Linked DNA regions of Mus musculus: region 1 is linked to region 2. The links are chromatin loops, found by intact Hi-C in ENCODE. Cell type or tissue: left cerebral cortex. All regions are shown on one strand. Links, peaks and the distances in the headings refer to the core of each region. The heading gives the core; the rest is flanking DNA. Region 1 holds the start of Unc5a (unc-5 netrin receptor A). Region 2 has its middle 21 kb from the start of Tspan17.

Region 1 (2,903 bases), core at 266-2,765, 140 kb before region 2:
TTGACGGAGCTCTCGTCTTTCTAGATTGGCAGTTCAGAAATCCACACCCTTAGGAGAAACTGGCCTTGCCAGCCTAGGGATCACCTCCCGGGAAGCAGGCTCTGGGGGCATCAAGCACCAAGAATTGCTCAGGCACCCTTCCCAATACCCAGAAGCTCAGCACTGCCAAATCCTTAGGGGCCAGGAGATTAGGGACCCCCACAGCTCGGTCTAGGTGCGGGCTTTGGGAGATTAGACAAAACCTCCCCCCCCCCCCAGGCCTCTCACGCAAGGAGGTGGGCTAAAAGGCTAGGTTATGAAGGGGCTGGTTAGGGTGGCCAACAAGACACGCGGGGAGACTGCAGGGCTGTGGAGTTTCTGAGAGGTTCTCAGAGCCCGCCAACCAACAGCCAACAGCAAACAACTCCCCTTCGCCCTCCTCTTCCCCCCTCCCACCTCCAGCAGCGAGGCCAGGAACCACAGGCCACCACAGGGGCCCCAGTGCTTTGACTACCGGCTGCAAGAGCTGAGGGCTGTTGGATGCCTCCACGCCTGAGTGTGTGCGTGTGCAAGCCTGTGTGTGGTGGGGACAGAGGAGGACACTATGTTCTAGACGTGGGCACAGGCCAGGTGCCAAGCTAGAAATTGTGAGTGGCTGTTTGGGGCAGTCCTACCTGGAAGAGCTGTCTTACCCCCCCCCCCCCCCACACACACACCCCATTTTCTGAGCACTAGCATATGGCCTTGAGTCCTTCAAGTCTTGTCTTTTTGTCTTTCCTGGATTATTTCAAACTGCCGTCGCGCTCCCCCCCCCCCCCCATCATTCTCCCGGGCCCGTGAAACCAGCAAAAACTTCCCCCACCCGGAGGCGTGGGGCGTCTACACTCGCCAGCCCCGTGCGCTGACAGCTGTTCTGGACTTGGCAGAAGCAAGGCTTCCGGGAGAGCGCACCAGGAAGCTGCGCAGCAGCGAGTGGCGGCCCCCGCGTCCTGCCCAGCAAAGTTTGGCCTCCGGGGGCTCCCAGACGGGTCGGCCGCGCAGGTCACGGCCACCTCCTCCCCAGAGCTAAGCGTTCGCGCGCACGGTCCCCCGCAAGCCTCCCCAGAGCGCGCGCGGCGTGACTCACCCGAACCACGAAGCCAGGCAGTGAGGACTATGCCCAGGAGCGCTGGCCACAGGCCGGGCCGGACGGCCATGGCCGCGGGCGGACGAGCGGGCTGGACTAGGGGCCCCGCGGGCGGGAGAGAGGCTGTCAGCGCCTCAGCCGAGAGCCCCACCTCGGGGCGCCCCCGGGGCCCATGCCAGAGGACAGCGCTGCCTCCGGGCGGCCGGCTGCGGGGCGCACGCGGCGCGTGGCTCCCCTGGGCACCCGGAGCGCAGCAATGCAGCCGGGGCGGAGCGCAGCGCCAGCCGCGCCGCGCACCGAGCCAGCCGCCGCGCGGAGCCCGCAGCCGGGGAGCGGGCCGGCGGGCGCCGCAAAATCCGGACTGGAGCGGCGGAGCGGGGCGGAGGCGGGGCGGGGCGGGGGAGGAGGGGCCGGGCGGCGCTGCGAGCGCGGGCCACCCCCTGCACCGGGGATCCCTTCGGGCAACGCCTGAGGCTCCCCCAGGGAGGAGCTGGGGTAGTGGGCGGGGAGGCCTCCCACCACCCCTCTCAGTCTCCAGGGACAGAGACAGGACTCTGGATCCCGGAGTGGATTGCTTTTCCGGATCTGGCATCACCCTGGTCCGCCAGTCGGCGCACAGGTGGCCCGGGAGGGGCCCCGGGCTGCGGCGACCCCGGCGCAGCGCCAGCCTGCGGAGAGCAGCTCGACTCTGGAGTGCCCCAGGCAGGTTCCGCTGCAGTCCCTGCTTGCACCCCTGCCTCCGGGCTGCGCTCCGAGATCGTCAGCGCGCCGTGGTAGGCAGCTGGCGGGCGGCTTGGATGGGGGACTGCAGGAGAGGTCCCGGGGCCCAGCCGGCGCGCAGGAGCCGCCAGGCCCCCACCGTCTCACCATCCGCCTCCCCAAGACAGCCTGGTGGGCTTCAGGGGCAAGCGTAGCAGCGTGGCCCCAGGCTTTCTTAATCCCTCCACGCCGCTGGCCCAAAGGAAACAACCTTAGGGCGCAGCGCAGCCTGTAAGGAGCGTCGTGTTGTTTGCGCCCCGAGCGCGCGCGGCGCTGGAGACGTGGGCGTGATGCAGGAACCAGAAGGGTTTTGGGAGCTACAAACTCCTGGGGTAGAATAGAAGTGTCACATTCTTCTGGCTCTGTGACCTTGGGCAAGTCACGGGGCGTCTCTGGATCCCAGCAGAATGACCGCTGGAGGATCTCCTATTCCCCACCCCCATTCCCTAAGCTGGTTAAAATAAACAGAAGGCTGCCCTAGAGAAGGAAAATAAACGCTCTCGGTGTGCACAGGGCGAGGGATCTGAAAGAGAGGGTCCCACTTCTGGCCAGGAGGAGAATGAGAAGGGTGAAGACGGTCACACACTCAAACGCCTCCAGCGCCGATCGATAATATAAATTGGTGCTGCAGGCCAGATGATATAAGAATGGTCTTGGCTTCCACAAAGAGATATGAGCTCTCCTATATTTCTTGAGACACGAGGCCCTCTCTCGGTCTGTCTTTTGTTTCCCACTTTTTATAGAGAAGGTTATGAAAAATGTTTTGCTTTATTCTGCTCTCTTGTATATGTGTATATCTGCATATGTATATGTGTGTGTGTGTGTGTGTGTGTTTCTATTCACAACCAAAGCTCCAGATGTGAATGTACAGATTTTGGGCCTCAGGGCCAGACAGGCAGGGAGACAGGGCACAGGGTCATATCGAAATGGCTCTCTTGTTCTAGGTGCCTGTTGGGAGGGGAGGAGCCAATTGGTTTTGTTTACCAATTTTCAATAGAAGCTGTTGTCTGGGAAAATAATTTTTTTAAAGATGTGTGTG
Region 2 (2,903 bases), core at 307-2,806:
ACATGGGTGGGATCCACACAGGAATACCCAGATGGTGAGGAAGATTCGAGGACCAGGCAGAAGCAGCAGATACCTGACACTCAGCCACCCGTGAGCTACTGATACTCTCCTGAGCACATCACAGGTACCACAAGAATCCAAGCCTGGCAGGAAACGGATGAGACAGGAAATTGACTCTATTTTTGAGCCCTGTAGAAAGCAGTAGGCTGTTCTGAGTCCATATGACTCAGGGAAACGAGTAGAGATTCTCCGGAATTCTAATTACTGCAGCTCCTCCTGGCTAGAACAGGTTTTCTAGTTTGCCCCCAGCTCCGTGTTCTCCATCTGGAAGCCAGATGTCTTCTTCCCCTCACCACAGAGATTCCACTGACCTGAACATATCGTCTGCCTGAGGGATCAACACCAATTCCTTTGAAACCTAAGTCTTTCCTGGCATCCCATTCCCTTCTGGTCACCTATCATTCTGGCAATGCCATTTGAACTTGCCCAATACATGAACTTTCTCAGGCACTTGGTATTAAAGGGTCTCCTTGAGCTGTTTAGAATGTTCTTTAGGGACCTGCTGAATTTTTACTCAACTGAATAAGCGTTAAGTATTGGCTCAGTTGGAAATGAGAGGAAAGATAGTTCCTACCCTCATCTCTTCCCTGCTAACCTTCATACACCTTATTTATTTTCTTGTGTTATTGCTTTGGCAACGAAGCACGAAGGGTTAGTATCTGCATCTGCATCTGTCTCCTAACATCCCAATGTTAAGAATAAAGGTGAGACAGGCATAATGGTGCACACCTTAAACCCAACATTTGAGAGGCAGAGGCAGGTGGATCTCTGTGAGTCTGAAACTAGCCTGGTCTACAAAGTGAGTTTCAGGACAGTGAGGGCTACATAGTGAGAAGAAGGAGGAGGAGGAGGAGGAGGAGGAGGAGGAGGAGGAGAAGGAGGAGGAGGAGGAGGAGGAGAAGGAGAAGAAGAAGAAGAAGAAGAAGAAGAAGAAGAAGAAGAAGAAGAAGAAGAAGAAGAAGAAGAAGAAGAAGAAGAAGAAGAAGAAGAAGAAGAAGAAGAAGAAGAAAGGAGGAGGAGGAGGAGGAGGAGACGGAGAAGAAGAAAGTTATGTTCTAGATGTCTTTCAGCTGCCTTTTACGAGCTCTCTCTTCTACGTGACTCTTAGATGGCTTTTATCAAGTATTCTTTTTTGTTTTTTGATTGCTAAGAAATTATTATCTCTCAAAATCATAACTTGGGGGCTGGAGAGATAGCTCAGAAGTTAAGACCACTGGCTGCACTTCCAGAGGTCCTAAGTTCAATTCCCAGCAACCATAGGGTGACTCATAGCCATCTCTAATGAAATCTGTTGCCCTCTTCTGGCGTGCAGTCATACGTGCAAGCAGAATGCTGTACACATAATAATAAATAAATAAATCTCTAAATAAAATAAAAGCAAAGAAAAATCATAACTCAAACTTTAATGAATGCTTTTCCTAGATCAAAATCCACTAAGATCTGTAATCCAAAAGCTATAGAGTTATCCCTGAGCATCTTTCAGGAGCTGGTCCATTGTGTGGCTTTTCTCATCACTGTGACAAAAAGCACCTTAAGAAGAATAGTTTTTGCTGCTGCTGTTCTTGTTTTTTTTGAAATGGAGTTTCATGTGGCTCAGGCTAGCCTCAAACTCCTGACCCCGCTGCTCTGTTTCCCTAGTGCCCAGACTGATGGGTAGAACTCTGTCTCCGGGTTCTATACATCATTTACAATGATGAGCTCTGGCTCCTCATTTCAGCGAGCATCAGTCTACAACGATGTGAGAGGCGCGGCTGCAGGGGTGGTGACTGCGCTGTGAGACTGCATGTGCATATAACTCGAAGATCAGGAGGCAGAATGTTCAAGCCAGGACCAAAAGTAAGTATCACTTTCAAGGCCACTCCAGTGACCTGTCTGTCAGGTAGGTGCTCAACATTCGATAGTCTTTTAATTCAGCACCGTCAGCTGGGGGCCAAATGTTCCCACACATGAGCGTGCGACAGGCATTTCACATTCACACTGTAACACACCCATAGATGTATTCACTCATCTCCAGATTAGTTATTATACTTAACAAATGCTATGTAGATAGTTATTACACCATATTGTTTAGAGAATAATGACAGGGAGGAAATCTGCCCATGTTCAGTGCAAGCATAATTTTCAAAATGTTTGAGCCATGGCGGGTTGAGTTAACAGATGCAGAACCCCACTGATGCGGAGAGCCAACTGGACTGTCATCCTCTCTAGATGGAGGAATCTAAAGGAGGGTGGGATGCAGTGAGAGAGAAGAGGGGTATTTGCGTAGGATGGTTACGATCTAGTTGTACAATGTCCCCATAGGCATCTCCAGCTGGTGGCACTGCTTAGAGATAATTGGACCAGGAGGGTGGTAACCAAGCCCATGGATTAATCCCCTAGGGGAAGCAGGTCACTGAGCAGTGTCTTCAAAGTGCATGTCTTATCTATGGACCCCTCCTATCTTTTCTCTTTCTCTTTCTCTTTCTCTTTCTCTTTCTCTTTCTCTTTCTCTTTCTCTTTCTCTTTCTCTTTCTCTTTCTCTTTCTCTTTCTCTTTCTCTTTCTCTTTCTCTCTTTCTCTTTCTCTTTCTCTTTCTCTCTTTCCCTTTCCCTTTCCCTTTCCCTTTCCCTCTCTCTCTCTCTCTCTCTCTCTCTCTCTCTCTCTCCTTCTCTTTCTCTACTCCTTGGGTGTCATAAAGTGAGCAGCAACTTCCTCTATCGCTTGTGCCCACCGGCCAGATAGTCCACCCCATGTTAGGCCTCAGTCACCCCACAATGGAACCAGGAGACTTTAGCAGAAAATCTCTGAAACCATGAGCCAAACAAGGTTTACTCCTGTGGGCAGATTCCCTATGGTATTCTGGC

What was found. Hi-C counts contacts between places; a loop is a spot of excess contacts. Peaks named below come from ENCODE experiments on the same cell type or tissue, not always from the same donor. Only the 100,000 strongest peaks of a DNase experiment are listed, where the experiment ranks them.
Region 1: a loop joins it to region 2, with 3 times the contacts of the local background. A loop is called at or near these places in 7 of 42 quality-filtered maps.

Annotation. Positions count from the first base shown.
Region 1 is chr13:54,947,934-54,950,836 of GRCm38, reverse strand. Unc5a (unc-5 netrin receptor A) reads right to left here and starts at 1,426. Exons shown (of 16, transcript NM_153131.4): 1 at 1,106-1,426. The coding sequence starts at 1,175. In left cerebral cortex, for the core only: a CTCF peak has its summit at 1,681; DNase peaks (open chromatin) are centred at 579, 938, 1,662 and 2,110; H3K4me3 peaks cover 2,500 bases; H3K27ac peaks cover 1,969 bases.
Region 2 is chr13:54,808,961-54,811,863 of GRCm38, reverse strand. No RefSeq gene overlaps it. Among named protein-coding and RNA genes, the nearest start is that of Tspan17, 21 kb to the right of the region's middle. In left cerebral cortex, for the core only: a CTCF peak has its summit at 1,372 (motif pointing left); no DNase peak of the experiment used is centred there; H3K27ac peaks cover 141 bases.